Regions from separate parts of the Homo sapiens genome. Here all the other regions are linked to region 4. A link is a loop called in an ENCODE intact Hi-C map of the cell type or tissue named here. Cell type or tissue: Calu3. All regions are shown on one strand.

Region 1 (5,000 bases), 280 kb before region 4:
CAGCTCTCTCTCCCTGTAGGACGCCTGATTTTCTTGGCAGAGGAAGAAGCTACCCTCCATCCACTTTCCCAGGGTAGGCAAGGCAGCCTCTTCCCCTGGGCCATCCAGCCTCCTGTAGGCCTGGGGCTTAGCAAAACAGCCAGGGAGGGGAGACTCGGAACAGTCTTTTTTTTTTTTTTTTTCCTCCCACCATGAGCAGTATGAGGATGATGCCTTAGCTCCATTGCTTTGCTCTCAGCCTTCAGACTTGCTGTAGGAGAATCTCTGCTGTACCCTGTCATGTCTTAGATTTGTGTAATTGAGGGAGGCCTCCCAGGCAATTTAAGTAGGGATTTACTTATTCCTTGGGAGTGCTGAGCTTGTAGTGGAGGAATGGTCTACTCACTAGTGTATTTACTCGACTTCTCCTAACAAGGGTCTTTCCACTTGGGGTTGTTCTGTCCAGCATCCCTTGGGACTTCCAGGGAAAGCCAAATATTCTTTGCTGCCCCTGCTTCTTCGACAATAAATGCAAAAAGTTTGAAAAAATCCCGTACTGGTGTTGTGTCACCAGGGTCAAAGACCTTGAATCTCTAGTAAGAAGTAGAAGGCGTCAAGAGGTCAAGTTCTGACTCCATAGTTTCAGGACATTGTGGGACTTGATTGCTGCAGTGTGAAATTTATGGTTTTGTAAGACAGATTTAAAACCCTTTCATGGCATCTTGTAGCCTTTGGAATAAAATCCAACATCCTCACCATGGCCTATGAAGAGACCCTGCATGATTTGGGCACTACGTGCTTTTTTGGGGCTTTGTTTGCTGTCATTTTCCTCCTTGTTCTTTCCAACCCTAGGGGCTTTGTCCTCATGGTTCCCTATGCCTGGAATGCTCTTCCCACTATTCTGCACTGGTTGACGATGACTTCTTCACAACTTGGCTTTTGGGGCATTTCCTTTGAGAGGGCTTCGTGACAGTCCTGCTAACCTTTTCCATAGGAGCCCTCATGTCATTAGCTGTACCACAACTTTAACTTGTATGTGTTCATTTACATGTTTCTGTCTCTTCTGTGAAATGGTTGCTCCTTGAGAGTGGGGCCTCTGCTCTGTCTTGTACAACACCTGACACACGGGCCAACTTATAAATATCATGAATGAATGAATGAATGGATAGCTCTCTAGTTATCAATTGTGACTGTATCTTTCCCTGCCATCTCCCAGCTCCGTCTCACCTGGACCACCTGGAAAAACCTCTTGTACCCCATAATTTCAGTGCCCCTGTCTGTATCTGAGGCTATGGAAAAGCTCTCTACCCAAGCACCAAGGAATCCTGCCCTTTTCCGCTTGCCCGGATAAACAAAGAGTTATCAAGGCTAAGTTGCCAGTTATGTTGGCTTCTTCTCCTGTTTGCTCTTGGGAGGATAGGATTTTGATTACAAGCATAACAGCCTCCAGTTATTGAGCATCTACTGCATACAGGGCAGGCACTTTGCATACATGATCCCTGATCTTCATAGTATCCCTACATGGTAGGTTTTATTATCCCAATGTTGTAAGTAAGCAAACGAAGGATCTCACAGGTCAGTTTGCTCCCTGGGCCACCTGACCTGTGCTCTTTTTTCCCTATACATCGTGGCCTAGGTTTTGGAACACACAAGGGCACGCACACGGCCCTTCTCAGACTATGACAATATAGTGCACTGCAATACCTCGCTTTTTTAACAACCTAAGCTGATGGGTTGAGTTGTGAGAGTCAGAAGCTTGCAATTTCACTTCATCTGTCTCTGGAGACTATTCTGGCTTTCTACTGCCTGGAAAGAAGGTGGGAACAAGGGCTCTGTGAGGGATGATTACACCAGGGCAGAAACAGCTCACCTCTTGAGTGCTCATGTGCCATACACTGTGCCGAGTGATTTATACATATAGCTTTCTGTAACCCACGGAGCAGCTCTATTTGTACTGTTATTTTGAGCACTATTCTGCAAATGTGGAAGCTGAGGCACACAGTAAGAAAGGGTAAACAGTGGAGGCTGGATGCAAACCCAGGTAGTCTGATTACAGAGTTTGAAAGCTCAGCCACCAGGTACCTACCAACCAGCTAAACAGATCTCATCATTCAAAGTGTGGTCCATGCACCAGCAGCTTTGACATCCTCTGGGAACCTGAATGCAGAATCTCAGGTCCCATCCAGACTGACCGAGCTAGAATCTGCCTCTTAACAAGATCCCTCGGCGATTCACGTGCATGTTAAAGTTTGAGAAGAACTGCCCCAGAAATTCTATGAATATAAAGTAAGTGCCATTTTCCTGAAGTCAAAAGCTGGAGATTTAGAGCATCAGTGTTCTTAGAAACAACGTGCGACTTCAGTATCTTGCAAACTATGGCATCAACGAGGAGCTGTTCCTTTGCTTGAGGGAATTAGTGATGACAAATGAATTTAGTATTTTCAACAAAAATAAAAGCAAGTTGAGCTTGCATAGTTGATCCAAGGCTTTAAAAAAAAGAGGCTGCTTCAGCCTGCAGGATGTTGTTGACATAGTATTACATCTAAGTACGCAGGGAGCCCCGAGCCAGGGTTGCTGGAGTGTCCCTATTGCAAGGGAAGTTTTGGCAAACACAATCTAGGGATTGAAAAGGTAACTCCTTCATTAGATCTGCCTGGAATTTACACATCTGCAAATGTGAGAGGACAAAAAGGACTTTTGATCCAAGAGAGATCGGCCCCATCTCCCTGTGCTGGGAAAAAACTTTGATTTTCTTCTTTGATGTGAAACATTGCCATTGCTAGCTGTATATTTGATCATAGTCACTGGACAACTTATTCAGCTCTAGTTCTTTATTAGGTCCTCATGGCTGCTTTCTTAGACATCGGAATCCTTAAAAAAGAGAATTTTATTTTATTTTTTAACCTTTCCCAGCTTATAAATGCCCCAGGGACCTGGAAATGTCCACGTGGGCTTTACCAATGATGTATGTCGTTCTGTTTGAGTCAAAATAATGAGTGGTTGCATAGATGATGATTGATATTGTGTATTTCCGAGTCGCCTCATTTTGGGGAAGGAATATGCTGATCGTGCGTCAATTTCCCTCAGGTTGGCTCTCCAGCAGGGGGCCCAAGAAGGTCTGCACCCTTTTCATGTTTCTTTGCTACTTCCTTTCATCTTGCCAAGTTACATTTAGCAGGATATTCATCTAATTCCTTTTTTAAAATTTTAATGCTCCCCATTTTTTGGGGGGGTGGGGGACAAAAAGAGCCTTTTAGGAAATAAGCATCAGGAACTAACTAATCAAAGCGAAACTTTCTGGGAGAGATCTGACAGCCGCATGCCTCTAATGACCTTCAAAAAGATCACGTGCTCCAGGCAATTACAGGATTTGGGAGAAAATAGCTCATTCTGAATAGCCGAACCTGCTGCAATGTTCATCACTTTGCAGCCGTGCCCCTACCTCCCCGCTTTTGTAGCTTCCTTACCCCGAAGCCTCCTGAAAGAGAGTTCACTTGGATTAAAACTCCTCCAGCTTTAACAAACTGCAAAGGGGACAGCTGATGCTAAAAAAGGGGATCTTGTGCACAGTGCCAGGTTTCTCCTGTAGCCAGAGTTTTTTTGGCTCTGGCTACAGAAGGTGCCTAATACATTCTGACTCATGGCCAAATATTATCAGGGGACTTTGCTGGTCAAGCTCTTGAATATGGGTGCAGCTGGAAAAATAACCTATTTGTCAATAGGTTACCAGTTTCACAGCTGGTAGTGCCCAGAAGGGCGCTGAATAAACTTCAGTGGGATCCCTGCTGCTTGGTGCTTGAAGTTCATCTGACGTGAAGCCTTTGTGAAAAGAGTATTCAGGAACCCAGTAGCAATCTTTTCCTTTATTTTAATTAGACCATGCTTCTCTCTTGTTTGCAGGGTTTTTTGAGATTTTATGCAAACTTTTAATGTTTTTGCCTGTCAGTGTTTCCATTATTTGAAATCTTTCATATTAAGTAAAATTAGCCAAGGCCAGTGCTATATTAAAGTATCAAAACTTTTAGCATTTGCTCACCCTCCTTTCCTGGGGAGAACAGGTTTCTCTACATGATTGCCTGTATGCTTTGCTATGAGTCATAGTTTAGAGAAAACCCCCACGTTCCTGTGCAATGAAAGAAGCAGCATAATGATCTCAACTCAGGCAGAATGGCCTGGAAACTCATGATATGTGGCTGCACCCAGTCGGTGCCTTTGCTTTGCTTGTGTTGGAGGTCTCTTGCATTAGTGTTATGAAAATAGATGATGAGCTCATGCCTTTGTGACTTTGTTTCTTGAGACCTGCCTGATTTCCATGGTCACAAGAACACAGAGAAAGATGTGTGGGCTCCCGGGGCTCTGCCTGACACTGTTGAGAGCGATTCCAGAGGAGAAGGTATCTGTGGGGTAATCTTCGGATGTTATTCTGAAAAGCCCCAACGTCTTCCTCATAACAGCTTCTAAGCTTGAGGACCAAGAGTTATCCTCTAAAAAGGTGTCCCCAAACAAGGTAGGTGACTTTCCCCCAGTGTTTCCAGGGGTGTGAGCCAAGACATGGGGCAAAATGATTAGGGGACCTCCTGGGTCTTGGAAGTGGTTTAATCCTTCCTGTAGCTCAATGTAACTGTCTGTGGTTGATGTCACTCGGAGTCAGGGGTAGGAGTGTGTGTGATACAGTGTAGCAGAGATGCCAATCTTTGTGGTTGCCCCACCCTTCTTGCTGTGGATTGCTGCTTTGACCAAGAGTGTTGGACCGATGAAAGTATATCCAGTCCTCAGTCTGAAATTTGACGTCTGTGGCTGGGTTTGAAAGGATGAGCTTAAATGTGGGCTTTTGAATTAGAAATAGAATAGGATTTTTCAGTTAGCATCGTGGATACAGGGGCTGAAAAGATGCCACAATGAGCTGAAGTTAGGAAGGATCAGGGGACAGCTGTGGGAGGAGGACAGTGTGGGGATGACTGGAGGGGAGTGGAAATAGGGGACCATGGGGCAGGGGAGTGGGGAGAGAATATGAAGGCTTC
Region 2 (5,000 bases), 230 kb before region 4:
CTTGTGTATCAGCTATCTATTGCTGTGTAACAACCGACCACCAACTTAGCAGGTGACACCCATTTATTATCTCATGGGAAATGAGGAGGCCACTCAAAGAGGCCTCCTTCTTCAAAACCAGTGATGGAGAGTGGAGGAGGGCTCTGCTGCTTCCAGTCTCTGAGCACAGGGAAGGTTTAAGCCTTCTTTTAAAGGGCTCATCTGATGAGGCCAGGCCCACCTTGGGTAATCTCCCTTTTGATTAACTCAAAGTCAGCTGATTAGGGAACTTAATGATATCTTCAAAATCTTGTCACTTTTACCATATGATGTAACATAATCACAGAAGCGATGTCCTATCATATTCACAGGTTCACCTGTACTCAAGGGGAGGAGATCACACAAGGACATGGGTCATTGGTGGTCATCTTAGAATTTTGCCTACTGTGGCTGGTAATCCAAACCAAATATTCTTCCTGTGGATTAAGACTATCACTTTGGGAACATCTTAGAATTCTGCCTGCTGTGGCTGGTAATCCAAATCAAATATTCTTCCTGATCTTTGTGTTAAGACTACCACTTTTGGAACAGCCATTTTCCAAAGCTCTCTCATAATTCCATCGTAGGCAGAGATGGAGTGTGGCCATACAATGTTTTGGAGGCTCCAAATCTAGGTAAAGTGGAACCACTGGAGACAGAGTGCCATCTTGTTTCTGGAGTCAGGCAAAGACACTGTGTCCAGGTGGGATTTGCTTGGAGCTGATTTCTCTGTTGGATAAAATAGACCAGTGGCTTCATAACCCTATGAAAAAATAAGGGTTCTATAAGTTGACACATTTTGGAAGTGGAGCTAAACCCAAGGCTGACTCCAGGACTACAACTATTTCTACTTGGAGCCCTTGAGCTTATTTTTCCAGTACATAGGTCTCAGCTTACCAATCTGAAAATGGAGAGTAGGGACATAGGGCCTTGGAGGTTCCTACTTATTTTAATCAGTTCCATAGCCTGACCCTGGTCCAGTGAGCATCAGATTTGGAGACTGTGCCATTTATGAAACAGGCAGGTATTGGAGAGACTCCAAAAAGCTTGTCTCATGTGTGCTTCCCTGCAAAAACAGCCAGTTCCAGCTAGAAACTTTATCTTCATGAAAGGAAACCTCTAGGCAGAGAGAAGTTCTATTTGTTTTTACAACTATCCCCAGTTGTATTTGAAGATGGCAAAATGTTGGGCTTAAGGCCTGCCCTGGGTTCATGGAGCTAGCTTTCTTAATGCCTCAATCATACTTTTAATCAGAAAAAATTTAGAGCATTAATCTTCAGTGCTTGTTCTTGCCATTTCCAGCCACTAGACACTTTTTCATAAACAAAGTGACAGTTTGATTGAATGTGGTTTTTAATTAAGCTGCCTTCACTTGGAACAACTTTCTGGGGGCATATGTAAGGAGCAGAACTTAGAAGCACAAGCTGAGACTGACTTCGCAATAGCTTCATCTCCAGGCAGAGTTTGAGAACAAAGGAAACCAGGCAAGTGGAATTAACCAGGCACCTTAATCCAGGGCATCAGCTCCCACTCCATCCTAGCTGGCTGTCCCTTAGAATAAGTGTGGGAAGGCGTAGCAGTGAGTGCAGTTGCCTCATGCTAACCTCAGGACGAAGCATGTAAGAGCCTCGGAAATTGCCCCATGGTAGATATTTATATTAACGACATTTGACCTGTTTATGGCATGTCACTCTCTTCTGCAGTTGGGACTCTGCAAACACAAAAGGCAAAAAGACCACTCTGATTCTGCCCTCAGGTACAACTCAGAATTGTATGAGCAACAGTGGATTCTGCAGTACAAGATCTCAGAGTCTAACAGGGAGGCGAAGATATTCACTGGGGCAGAACATTTGAGACGGGAATGAAGGAATGGGCTACCTGAGCTTGGAGGGTGGAGATGTGGCTGGGAAACACTTTGAAAGCCCTTCAAAGGCTGTTCAAGTATAATGGGGACAGTCATATGACAGGGCTGGGCCTCCTTGAGGTGGGTGTTTGGATGGTAAGAGGGTCCCAGGCATTGTCATCTGGCTGCAATACAAGGATCTGCAATACAAGGTGAGGGTGATATTGCTTTAAGTAGCGCTCATCTGTACTCCATCGCTCCCTTTGTGTTCTGTGGTGTATAGATCTACCCTGATAAATAGCTGCTGCCGTGGAGAAATCCATCAAGCCTTCAGCCTCTGCATGACTCATTTCCCTGTGGCAGGCGTGTTGCTCGGCTTCCAAGAATAGCCTAGCCTGAGGGATCCAAGCTCGGAATCCCTTCCAACTTTCTGGGCTCTGAAGTTTGGCACCCACAGAGGTCTATGCTTAGGTAACGGGGTGCAGATGGCTTGTCGTTTGCAGAGACAGTGGCTAATAACCATCTCCCTTCCACCTTCGCTTTCTGCAAAAGCCCAGGGCCTGGCAGAGTCACATTGCTTGCAAAGGAAGCCTAATCATAAAAAGGTGCCTTTTGGTGGCTTAAAGATAAGGTAATCAGGAAACCCATTCATTGATTTATTTGCTCATTCAACAAATATTTGATGACTGCCTTGGGAGTGAGAACCACAGCAAGAAACTTAACAGGGGACCTTACAGAGGCAAATCAGATCTCAGTGCTAAGCCCTGAATATACTCTGCTGTTGTGGCAACCAGGCAGGGAGATGATAAGAACAGTAATTGGCATTTATTAAGCACTTACTGTATGTGGTGTATTAAGTACTTTACATGAATCAATTTGATTAATATGCACAAAAGTGCCATCAATTCAGTTCCATGATCATTCTTATTTGCTCGCTGAGAGCAGCATTGCACAGAGGGTAACTTGCTCATTCTCATACAAAGTGCTCATGCAATTCTTCATACAGGAATTGCACCCAGGGTTCTCTGATACAAACACATAAAAATCACACTGATTACACCATTGCGTTATCATAGCAACCTTCTTTCTGTCACTTCTTCCCAGCCTGTGCCAAGCTCTTTCCTGCTTTCTTAGTCTGTTTGGGCTGCTATAGCAAAATGTCATAAACTGGGTAGCTTGTAAGCAACAAACATCTATTTCTTATAGTTCTGTAGGCTGCTTAAGTCCAGGGTCAAGGCACCAGAAGATTCATGTCTGGTGAGGGCCTGCTTCCTTTTTCATAGATGGCTGTCATCATTTTGTTTTGTTCTTCATTGGTAATGGAAGGGGCCGTTGATCTCTCTGGAGCCTCTTTTATCAGGGCATGAATATCATTTATGAGGGCTTGGCCCTCATGACCTAATCACCTCCCAAGGGCCCTACCTCCTAACACCATCACATTGAGGATTAGGTTTTAACATCTGAATTTTGGAGGGATACAGACATTCAGACCATAGTGCCTACCCCATGGGCTTAGCGTTTTCCTCTGCCTGAAACATGGCTGCATTGTCTCCATCTCATTCTTCAGGTCTCCCCTTAAAGGCCAACTCCTTAAGAGGCCTTCCCTGACTACCCAGTCAGTTCTCTCCTATTATTCTCTAGCTTGCACTTTATTTCTTTCACAGCCTTTATCATACTGTGACATTACCATTTTTTTTGGTTGTTATTATCCATATGCCCCTCTCCTCCAGTCCCTACTAGAAATTAAGCTCCCAAAGGCACAGGCCTTGTGTATCTTATTTGTGCTAAGATGGTGCCTGACACCTAGTGAGTCCTCAGTGAGTGTGGTATGGGTGGTTGGAGGAAGGAGCTCGGACCTTCAGTCCTCACAGATGCACAACAAATCTCAGGTGTTGTTGCATGGCTGTTTGAATGAATGGAGCTATGAGCATAAGGCTGTATTGTTATTGTTGTCACTGTCATGATCATGGCTGGTGAAAAACAGAAAGACACTGGGGATTCAGAATGCACAACAGTGTTTGCAATTGCAATGCAGAGACGGTGATGTGGCAGGCAGTCAGTCAGCCAGTCAGTCAGCATGCTCCCTTTCCGGGATCTGCCAGTGGAGTGCACTGTGCCCCATGGATGGGCTTCGGAGGGGGTAGTGGTGACATCAGCTCCCCAGCAGCTTCTCACCTCTCTTGGCCTGAAGGGGGCTGTGCCCTTTGTTTCACTGCAGCTGCTGCAGACAGAGAAAGGAGGAGATTCCCAGCCTCGAGGTTGCCTCGCAGGGCAGTAGCAACCGAGGGCAGAGCACAGAGGAGCAGCTGCATTCTCCATGGGGACATGACTACGTGGCCTGGCTTCTCCTGCCCCCAGGGGCTGGGGGCCTGCCAGGTGCTCTGAGGATTCCCTATTGCTCTTATCTCCTTCCCTCCTGCATCTCAATTTGCCTCCCCCCTGGACTCTGCTTTTCCCCCCTTGTCTTGCCTAATCTGCCACAAGGACATGCTGGAAAGAGGACTTTCTGTGTTCTAGAACATTCTACATGTGTGGCTCCTGAGTCTCACTTTGTCCACCTGTGAAGTGGGCATTATACCCACCGAGAGTGTGGTCACGAGGAACAGACGAGGCTGTCATTTCCCCAGCACGGTTCCAGGCACTTGGCTGGTAAAGCTCTGTGGTGTTTGTTCATCACACTGGACCACAGAGCAACAGTGTCTCACATGTTATGAAGATGTTTCAATCCGTGGACTAAGCACTTCATTATTGTTGTTGTCATTATTATTACTAACATTTTCTAATTTAACAGCTTTATTGAGGCATTGACATGCAATAAACCGCACAGCTGGATGAGTGCTGATGTAGGCATATACCTGTGGAACCATCACCACAATGGTATTCAGCCCTTACCACAACCGCATTTTGCAGATGAGGAAAAAGAGGCTTAGAGAGAGAAATACCTTATCCTGGTTCACGTGGATGGCTAAAAGCAGAGCTGTCTGATCCAGGCCTGAGTTTACCTTGGAGACAAGAAACGTCAGAGATAAGGCTGCAGTCTTAAATATGATGCCACGGAAGGTATCACCAAAAAAAATGGTATTTGGATAAAGACCCTAAAGAGGCTTCAAAGGGAGTGGGCTACGCAGAAGAGCATTCC
Region 3 (5,000 bases), 200 kb after region 4:
AAAGAAGGTCTCATTCACAGGTACGGAGGTTTAGGACTGGGACATATCTTTTGGAATGGACACAGTTCAACCAGTCAAACCATTTTTTTTTTTTTGGAGACGGAGTCTCACTCTGTCACCAGGCTGGAGTACAGTGGCACAACATCAGCTCACGGCAACCTGTGCCTCCCAGGTTCAAACGATTCTCCTGCCTCAGTCTCCTGAGTAGCTGGCACTGCAGGCACGCACCTCTATTTTTAGTAGAGATGGGGTTTCACCATGTTGGCCAGGATGGTCTCCAACTCTAGGCCTTGTGATCCACCTGCCTCGGCCTCCCAAAGGGCTGGGATTACAGGCTTGAGCCACCGCACCCGGCTGTCGAACCAGTTTTATCTGGTTTCTTTGTTCTTGGTGTGAACTCTGAATTGGGGGATTGACTTATCAAGACTCTTTGACCAAAAGCAATTAGAGGAATCACAGATTGCTGGTGCGCCACACTGCTGATGAGCAAGGGATCATACCTATCTCATGTACCTCTCCTGGACTGCAGACCATCTCCAGGTTTCTGCATCTAACTGAATCTTTTAACACCTCTTTGGGGCAGGTAATGGTGGCTCTGCTCTTCACCCTCTGGCAGGTCCTTAGAGAGCATCACCGTTACCCACTTATCTCACAAAGGAGTAAGCTGAGATACCCAGAGGTTAATGAACAACCAGGACCTCTTTAGAACTGCCAGTGGCTGGAGTCAGTCTGGGTTGCAATGACCTACTTACATTTTGCTGTGAGAATCACCTTTTTTTTTTTCCCACAGACTATGTGTCATGCATGGGCAGTCACTTTCTTTTACATAAAAAACAAGAAAAATAGTGTGAGGTACTTTTTTCCTGCTACCTGACATGGCTTTTAGACTGAGCAGTCCTGCTGTCATTTTTTCATATCTCCTTGCACATATTTGGAACATAGAATTATCATTATCTCTTTGCATATTGATCTTCTCTGGAAGACTGTGAGCACCCCAGAGAGAAGGTGAACTTTCCTAAAATCATCTTAGATTCCATGGTACAAGGTATACTTTGGCTACACCTTGGAATTGTATCTGAGTGGCTTGGCTTTAAAATGCATTGTAAAGAACTTTTTTTTCTGTCTCTTCTTGTCTAAGCCTTGAAATGTATTTTGAAACTCTTTCTTTGTTTTCCCACCAGGCACTCTCTTTCACAGTGCTTGCTTATCTAATGATGTGCTTGCTTAGAAATTCCAGGGGCTAATCTTAAACCAGACGGGAAGACCCAGCAGTGGAATTCTCCCCATTTAGAGATTACCTCAAAGTGATTAATCTATTATTACAACCCAAGCATTGTCAAGATGGCACCAGGCCTCACTCCAGGTGGACAATAATGCAAGATGGCCGTCGGAACAAGACACACAAGACTGCACCACACCTGCATGCTTTCCATGTAGATTTTCCCTTCTTAAATCCACTCCCTTGCCTAAAATATTGAGATGTTTTATTTGGGGCTTGAGTCCAACCATCTCCCAAGTGCTAGTGTTTGAATAAAGCTGCTTTCCTTTCACTGCACCTCACTTCTCACATTTTGGCTTTTGAGCAGTGAGCAGCTGGATTCGAACTTGGTTACAGAATCAACTGAGGAGCTTTAAAAAATACTGATGTCTGGCTTTTATCCCCAAATATTATGATTTAGTTGGCCTGGGATGTGGCTAAGAATCAGCAAATTTTAAAAGCTCCCAAATAACTTCAGTTGTTTTCCTCTCCATTTTTTATTGATATATAATAGTTGTATATATTTATGGAGTACTTGTGATATTTTGATACCTGCATGCAATGTGTTATGATCAAAATAGGGTAATTAGGAATTCCATCACTTCAAACATTTATCATTTCTTTCTGCTGGGAACATTCCAAATCTTCTAGCTATTTTGAAATATACAATAAATTATTTACTATAGTCATCCTGCTGTGCTATCAAACATCAGAACTTATGTCTTCTATCTAACTTTATTTTTGTACCCATTAACCAATTTCTCTTCATCCCTCCTGTCTTGTTTACTTCCTAGTCTTTGGTAACCATAATTCTACTCTCTACCTCCATGAGATCAACCTTTTAAGCTCCCATGTATAAGTGAGAACATATGCTATTCGTCTCTCTGGGCCTGGCTTATTTCACTCAACATAATGACCTCTGGTTTCATCCATATTGCTGCAGATGACAGGGTTGCATTCTTTCAATGGCTGAGTCGTATTCCATTCCATACATATGTTATATTTTCTTCATCCATTCATCCATTGATGGACACTTAGGTTGATTCCATACCTTGGTTACTGTGAATAGTGCTGTAATAAACATCAGAGTGTGGATATCACTTTGATATGCTGATTTCCTTCCTTTTGGATATTGACCCAGCAATGGGATTCCTGGATCAAATCATATATCTATTTCTAGTTTTTTGAGGAACCTCCACACTATTTTCCATAGCAGTTGCACTAATTTACATTCCTACCAACAGTGTACTGCGTTCCCCAGGTAACTTTGACATTCACTCAGCCAAGGTTGAGAACCACTGCCCTAGCATCTAGCATCCAGGGTTTGTAGTAGTGGTGACAGCAGCCGCTAACATTTATTGATCTTTTATAATGTGGCTCAGGCACTGAGCTTTGCAATTTGTATGCATTGTTTCATTCAGTTATGCAACCATTTTAAAAGACAGCAACTATTGTTACCCTGATTTTGCACTGTAGGAAAATAAAATCTAAAGAGGTTGAGTAATTTACTCAAAGTTACCTAGCTAGGAAATGACAGAGACTGGCTGTCAGCTTCCTTGAAATCGGGACACTTTTCCCAACACCATTATGCAATGTTGCATTCACCATGCTCTCTGCCTCCCTCTATTGGTGTATAGCAGATGTTCCATAAGCCGTTATTGAATAAATAAATGGAACTGTCAAAATCTATCCTTGACACTTCACGTAGGTCACTCGAGTTCCCTTAGGCGTCTCCTTAGCTACCATAATAAGCTGAACACCACTCCCTCTTGTCCCATCTCACACTTCCTGCCCAGGGCTGTTCAGATATGGCTGGGAATCCTCAGGGCTGATGACCCATGAACAAGTGTACTCCCAGCCAGGGATCCCCACCTGGGTGGTGCTCCCAGAACACCACCACAGTCCTTGCTTGCCCAGTGGTCTGTAGGGAAGTGAGACCCGATCGGGGCACCAGAGGAGAGAATGCCTTGAGCCCATTTATGTGACGTTGTTAATGAAGTACTACCCAAACTTTAATATGAACACAGATTACCTGGGGGTTTTGCTTGATTGGATATTCTGATTCATCAGGCCTGGGGTAGCACCTGAGGTTCTGCACCACTAGCTGAGGCCAATGCTGCTTGCCTGCAGACCCCACTTTTAGAAGCAAGATGTTGGAGGGGTGTCAAGGCAGTAGAGCTTGTCAGCTTATCTGAGCATTTCAATTCTTTCTACTCAGAGACCTCCTTTCTACCTATGATTAAGGCATCTGTGGACCTTGCCGTATCACTCCAGCAGACATGAAGAGGCAGGACTGAATTCCACCTTCATCTCAGCCTTGATTGTTGCTGCACACATATGTAAAACAAAATATAAACTCACCCCCAAATACCACTTATTATTAACCTCTGTCTGCAAGGTCTAGCACTGCAGCTGATACATGATAAGTGTTCAGGAAATATGCAATGAATTCAATTCAATTAAAAATCACCTGTGAGTTTTTACTGCATTTGACATCAGCTCAAGACAAGAATTGCCTTGGGTAACTCTCAAATAAAATAGTATTCCTGAGTTCACTGAAAGGTGGGCAATTCTATGAACTCTGAGAAACTTGTTTGTTCTAATGTCACTGAAATATAGGGATTTTGATGGATTGTTGATTAGGCACAAAAAAATAGCATGAATTATTTTTGGTATTGTTAGTGATTATATGTGCTTCTATGCCATATAAGTTAATTGTATATTCTATGTATTAGTTAAGCACCTAATTAATCTTATAAATATTTATTGAATAATTAACATGCACTGGGTAATACTTCAGTGCTATAGATACAGTGATAACAAGACAGCTAAGTTCTCTGTCTTCATGGAGCTTACATTTTAGTAGAATACAGATAATATGAGGAAAATATATGAATAAAGAAGATGCTTTTAGAAGGCTATAAGGATATGAAGATAATAAAGCAAGGATATTGATGGAAGTTTTCTTTAGTTATCAGAGTAGGTAAAGTTTTACCTGGGGAGGTAAAATTTGAGCCAAGATCAGAATAAAAAGAAGGGACCAGCCATGAGGAATACCCTAAAAAGAAGAAATGATTAATAAAATTAAACGTTAGAAGCCATAAGAAGGGAGTGTGCTCAGTGAGTTATGGAATAGAAAGAAAGCCAGTGTGGTTACAGCGTGGGTAGAGAGGAATGTATGGCTTTGTAGATCATGCTGAGAAATTTGGGCTTATATTGTGTGTAATGCGCACCTGTTAAAAGATGCTAAGCATGGGGTAGCATGATCTGAGTTGTATTTTTAGAAATTATTCTGTGGTCCCAGCTACTCGGGAGGCTGAGGCAGGAGAATGGCATGAACCTGGGAGGCGGAGCTTGAAGTGAGCCGAGATCGTACCACCGCACTCCAGCTGGGAGACAGCGAGACTCTGTCTCAAAAAAGAAAGAAAGAAAGAAAGAAATTATTCTCTCTGCTGTGTCAAGAATGGATTATTGAGCAACAAGAATAGAAGCAAGGAGACCAATTAGGAGGCTCTTAAGGTCATCCAGGCGAGAGATGATGGAAGGTTAGCCTAGGATGACACCAACATTTATGGAGAAAAGTGCACAGATGTAATGGTTTAGGGAAAGGAACCAAGCCCCCTTTAGAAATTGGATGAAGGGCATACAGGTTTGAATGATATAAAGATATTAAGAATGGATTTGGGAGAATTTAATAAAAGCAACTGAGTGGATGGAGGTGCCATTCTGACCTGGAGAGGAC
Region 4 (5,000 bases):
TTTATATATTTAAATATATAAAACAGTGTATTTTATATATTTAAATATATAAAACAGTGTATTTTATATATTTAAATATATAAAACAGTGTATTTTATATATTTAAAATATTATAAAACAGTGTATTTTATATATTTAAAATATTATAAAACAGTGTATTTTATATATTTAAAATATTATAAAACATATATTTTATGTATTAAATATATAAAACACCATATGTTTTTATATATTAAAAATATAAAAGATCATATATTTTTATACATTAAAATATGTAAAACATCATATTTTATACATTAAAAATATAAAACATCGTATTTTTATATATTAAAAATACATATGGTTGGACACAGTGATTCACATCTATAATCTCAGCACTTTGGGAGGCCAAGCTGGGCAGATTACTTGAGGTCAGGAGTTGAAGACCAGCCTAGGCAACATGGCTAAACCCTGTCTTTCTTAAAAGTACAAAAATTAGCCAGCTATGGTGGTGGGCGCCTGTGATCCCAGCTACTCAGGAGGCTGAAGCATGAGAATCACTTGAATCTGGGAGGTGGAGGTTGCAATAAGTCGAGATCGAGCCACTACACTCCAGCCTAGGCAACAGAGTGAGACTCTGACTCAAAAATAAATAAATAAATGAAAATAGAAATATATAAACATTATACATTTTTATATATTGAGATATATAAAACATATATTTTTACATATTTTATATATAAACTATTTTTATATATAAACTATATGTTTATAGATAAAATATATAGTTAATGTACAAGTTTATATATAAAATATATATTTATATGTTAAAATATATAAAACATTTTCATATATTAACATATAGAAACCAATATATTTTTATATATTAAAAATATATAAACCATATATTTTCATGTTAAACATATATAACATATATATTTTTATATATATATAAAACATATAAAAATAAGGCCTGTTTTGGTTTGGAGAAAATTTTATCAATGAGGTCACAAATGTCAGCCTCTTTGAAGTTGAAATCCTGAATACATCATGGAATAAATAAATATGCCCCTACTGTTATGTTAGAAATGTATAAAACGTATGTTTTTATATGTTAAAAATGTATAAAACATTATATATTTTTATGTGTTAAAAATATATAAAACATTACATATTTTTGTTAAAAAATATAAAACATATATTTTTATGTGTTAAAAATATATAAAACATATATTTTTATGTGTTAAAAATATATAAAACATTATATATTTTTATGTGTTAAAAATATATAAAACATTAATTTTTTTTATATAATGACAGGGTCTTGCTCTGTCCCCCAGGCTGGAGTGCAGTGGTGTGATCACGGCTCACTGCATTCTTGAACTCCTAGGCTCAAGTGTTCTTCTCACCTCAACCTCCTGAATAGCTGAGACTACAGGCCTGTGCCACCATGTCTGGCTCATGTTTTAATTAATTTTTTTTTTTAGAGACAAGAGTCTTGCTATGTTACTCAGCCTGGTCTCAAGCTCCTGGCCTTAAGTGATCCTCATGCCTTGGCCTCCTGAGTCACTGGGATTATAGATGTGAGCCACTGTGTCCGGCTTCCTTTAGTCTTTTTAAAAATAATTATTTAGTTTCCACTTTTCTGGCTGTCCCTTTCCTTCCCCCCACACATTCTTCTTCCATCTCTTTTATAGATCCCAGATCTATGCTTCTCAAGAAGGTTAAAAACGTCTCTCCATTTGGGAGTGAACACACACCTTGCATGTTACTTTCTGATACAATCCAGGTGCAAATGGAACTTCTGGCAGTTTCTCAGCTCAGCAACAGCCAGCAGGCACTGCATCTGTGTCATTTCTCCTTTTGTTATGATTGAAGAAAGAGCTGGCATTGTCCATTATGAGGTCCCCTTAATCTACAAACCCTCTGGGGACACAGAAACCTCCATGGCCACCTCCAAGGCCCTGATCCTGGTATTTCCTAATGCAAACATAAGCAAAAACACCACCTCACAGGAGACTCACAGAAGAAAAAGGCCTGCTGTTGGAAACTTTATTTGTTTTCTGAGTCTTTTCTGATCTGTTTCTTTTACCTAATTCTTACTCATCCTTTAAGTGTAGCTCCTGCGTCCCCAAGCTGGGTTAGCTCTTCCTACTTCCACAGTACCTGGGTGTATCTCTCTCTACCCTCATCACCTGTCTTTACAGTGTATAGTTTGTCTTCTCCCTGGCTTCTGAGCCACCTACATATAGGGAATGTGACTTATTAATATTTGCACCCTCAGTTACAAGGGCACAGCATGACACACCAATGTTTGTTTCATGACTAGGAAGAGAGATTTTTACTTCCTCGTTTCAAACTCCAGTCTCAGCTATTATCACACAAGATGCAAGTGCCCAGATCTCAGTCCTTGAGATCAGGATTTTAAAGATATAATATGTGATTGCTAAATGTATTGTGAAGGCCTGTTTTGGTTTGGAGAAAATTTTATCAGTGAGGTCACAAATGTCAGCCTCTTTGAAGTTGAAATCCTGAATACATCATGGAATAAATAAATATGCCCCTCCTAAAAAGGCCCTTGCTTTCTCCAGTGTCCCCACTGTGGCTCCCTGGGATGAAGTTTTTTTTTGATAAGCAGTCCCCCAGCCTCCACTCTCCTGGAGATGAGGAAGAGGTGGGGCCCACCAAGGAAGGGCAAGTGTACATCCCATGATTCATGATTCATAATTCATCATGATTCATAATTGTGTGAAACAGACCATGTTTTGGGGTCAGGAATGTTTTAATGATTTTTGCTGAATTCCTTTACAGTGAAATAACACAGACATTGTTATAAGTAAAATTGTTATAAATAAATTGTTTTAATACAGAATGAATGAATGTGCATTAAGCACAGTTTGCATGTTAGGCACATTGCTGGGCACAGGGGATACATGGATGAACAGGGAGGGCAAAAGACTAGGACCTTTCCATCATGGAACTTACGTGGTTAGAAAACAATTCGACCAGGAAGAAATGGGTGACCCCATGTTGTAATAAACCTTGTGATGAACAGAAAGAGAGTGGTGTGAGAAGAGAGTACATCGGGGTATGTGGGGTTACTTTAGCTCACACAGATAAGATTTAAGGTGATATATACAGGATGAGAAGAAGCCAGACATGTGAATATCTGGGCAAAGCCTTCCAGGTAGAGGCAATGGCAGGTGCAAAGGCCCTGGGGAGGAAAGGAGCTTGGGAGTTTGGGAAACGGAATGAAACCCAGTGCAGTGCTAGAGAGTGATGAGTTACAAGGAGGATGGAGGGGATGATGTGGGAAAGTTGTCAGAGGATGTTCTAATTTGGGTGGGTGTTCTTTGAGCAGAACTTGGCCCGATGAAGAAAGCAAAGTGGCTGGCACAAAGCAGAGTCTAACTTCAGTGGGACACCTCCCCTATGATAACAATACCCTCTGTGTTTCAATAGGGCAATCAACTGAGGCCCCGTGTGCTCCAGAATCAATAATAGGAGTTTAGAGTCTTTAAAATCAAAAGCCCTGGAGCTGAAAACAAGTAGATCCCCAAGTACTGAGTCACATTTGTATGAGGAAGAGAAATCAAAATAAATTGCTGTCTTTAAAAGAATTGACTTTTCTACTGAAGACTATCAACAGCTTAACAGGTTCAAATTCACGTTTTTGGTTTCTGTGAGGAGATAGTAGCTTGCAGCTTTCCTTCTTCCGCTTGGGGATATGAGGAGTTTACTGTGTCTGGATGAAATGAAAGTCTGACTCGTGAGAGCAATAGAGAATTGCTAGGATCCACTAATCCCAACATTAAAGAAGATTAGATCAATTGCATTTCCTATAGGGAACGTCTTTGAGGAAGGCTGATCAGTTGCAAAAAGAATTCCTGTTAGACAACATGATTGTGTGAAACCTTTTTGTTTCTCACTTCTGGCAAGTGGTGGGATCTTCTAAGAATACCAGGTAACCGGAAATGAGCTGAGAAATCTTCCTTTCTGGTCTGTTAGTTGGGTGATAAAGACATGCAGAGAAAATTGGAAAAATCATTTGGCCTGATGTGTAGCGAGAAATGGCCATGCTGTCAATTAAGCTCCCAAACTGTCAAATCATTGGTGGGAAGAAAGGAAATTTATTTTTAAGTGCTGGATGAGATTTGTCTGAGTCTGCGTGGTGGACAGGAGCCAACCCAGGACCTGGACACAGCTCTGACTCGCATGGCTGTGCTCACATCCACCGGCTATACTGGGAAATTGTAGAGCTGGTAAACTGGACAATTTGTTGGATCCCTTTCCCCGTATTTGTTTTTGTGAGTCATTCCCTCTCTTGGGTGGTGGTGGAGCACTAAGAGAGATCACATGGGGACCATTTCTCAGTCTGTGTAGTTAAGTCACATCCCCTGCACACCCACACAAGGGCTGTAATAGGAACCAACAGACGTTCCCAATTACAAGCTGGTCTGCAATTCCATAATTACTGTGATAAATTCAACTATTGCCTTTGCTGCGTGCCTTTTTCATCCTGTGTCCCCAAGGCCCAGTTCCATGTCTTGTGCACAGTAGGCACTTAGTGGGTGCTTGTTGGGTGAAAATGCGTCATTGATCATTTGTATTTAGAAATATACCTCATGTTCAGGGATATGGGTGAGATAACTCATAAACTGGCTGAGGTTTCCAGGGAGACCAAAGAATGCCACTATATGCCTGTGACCTTGAATCTTAAACCTGGGGCACCTAAAACTTCTCTCTAATCTTCCAGAAATCTTGACCAGGTGAAGGAAGAGCCTGTGATAGGGGAAGAAGGGAAGGAACATAGAATGAAGGTGATACAAATGAACAGAGGTAGGGAAAGGGCATCAGTGCATGGCCAACAGCGACCAGAAAGAAAAAGAGAATTCGATTTTGACACATTTTTCAGAGCCATGTATACTAAGAAGGAAATGGTATCTGGACATTCCATCAACTTTAATGTACTTAGGACACATTTCTATCATATTTGTGGCAGTTTTAACTCTAGCCCAACC

The links. Peaks named below come from ENCODE experiments on the same cell type or tissue, not always from the same donor. Only the 100,000 strongest peaks of a DNase experiment are listed, where the experiment ranks them.
Region 1: it touches region 4 in a loop (9-fold over the local background); 2 of 110 quality-filtered maps call a loop at or near these places.
Region 2: it touches region 4 in a loop (6-fold over the local background); 2 of 110 quality-filtered maps call a loop at or near these places.
Region 3: it touches region 4 in a loop (4-fold over the local background); 2 of 110 quality-filtered maps call a loop at or near these places.

What each region holds. Positions count from the first base shown.
Region 1 is chr16:10,120,814-10,125,813 of GRCh38, reverse strand. The region is part of intron 2 of GRIN2A (glutamate ionotropic receptor NMDA type subunit 2A); the gene reads left to right. Among named protein-coding and RNA genes, the nearest start is that of GRIN2A, 59 kb to the left of the region's middle. In Calu3, a CTCF peak has its summit at 3,088 (motif pointing right); DNase peaks (open chromatin) are centred at 3,073, 4,113 and 4,673.
Region 2 is chr16:10,077,787-10,082,786 of GRCh38, reverse strand. All of the region lies in intron 2 of GRIN2A (glutamate ionotropic receptor NMDA type subunit 2A), which reads left to right. Among named protein-coding and RNA genes, the nearest start is that of GRIN2A, 100 kb to the left of the region's middle. RefSeq lists a silencer at 3,901-4,195. In Calu3, CTCF peaks have their summits at 3,910 and 4,110; DNase peaks (open chromatin) are centred at 2,226 and 3,996.
Region 3 is chr16:9,646,170-9,651,169 of GRCh38, reverse strand. No RefSeq gene overlaps it. Among named protein-coding and RNA genes, the nearest start is that of LINC01195, 190 kb to the right of the region's middle. In Calu3, CTCF peaks have their summits at 2,873 (motif pointing left), 4,703 and 4,952; a DNase peak (open chromatin) is centred at 2,879.
Region 4 is chr16:9,843,857-9,848,856 of GRCh38, reverse strand. The region is part of intron 5 of GRIN2A (glutamate ionotropic receptor NMDA type subunit 2A); the gene reads left to right. Among named protein-coding and RNA genes, the nearest start is that of GRIN2A, 340 kb to the left of the region's middle. In Calu3, no CTCF peak of the experiment used is centred here; DNase peaks (open chromatin) are centred at 2,636, 2,996, 3,186, 4,256 and 1 weaker place.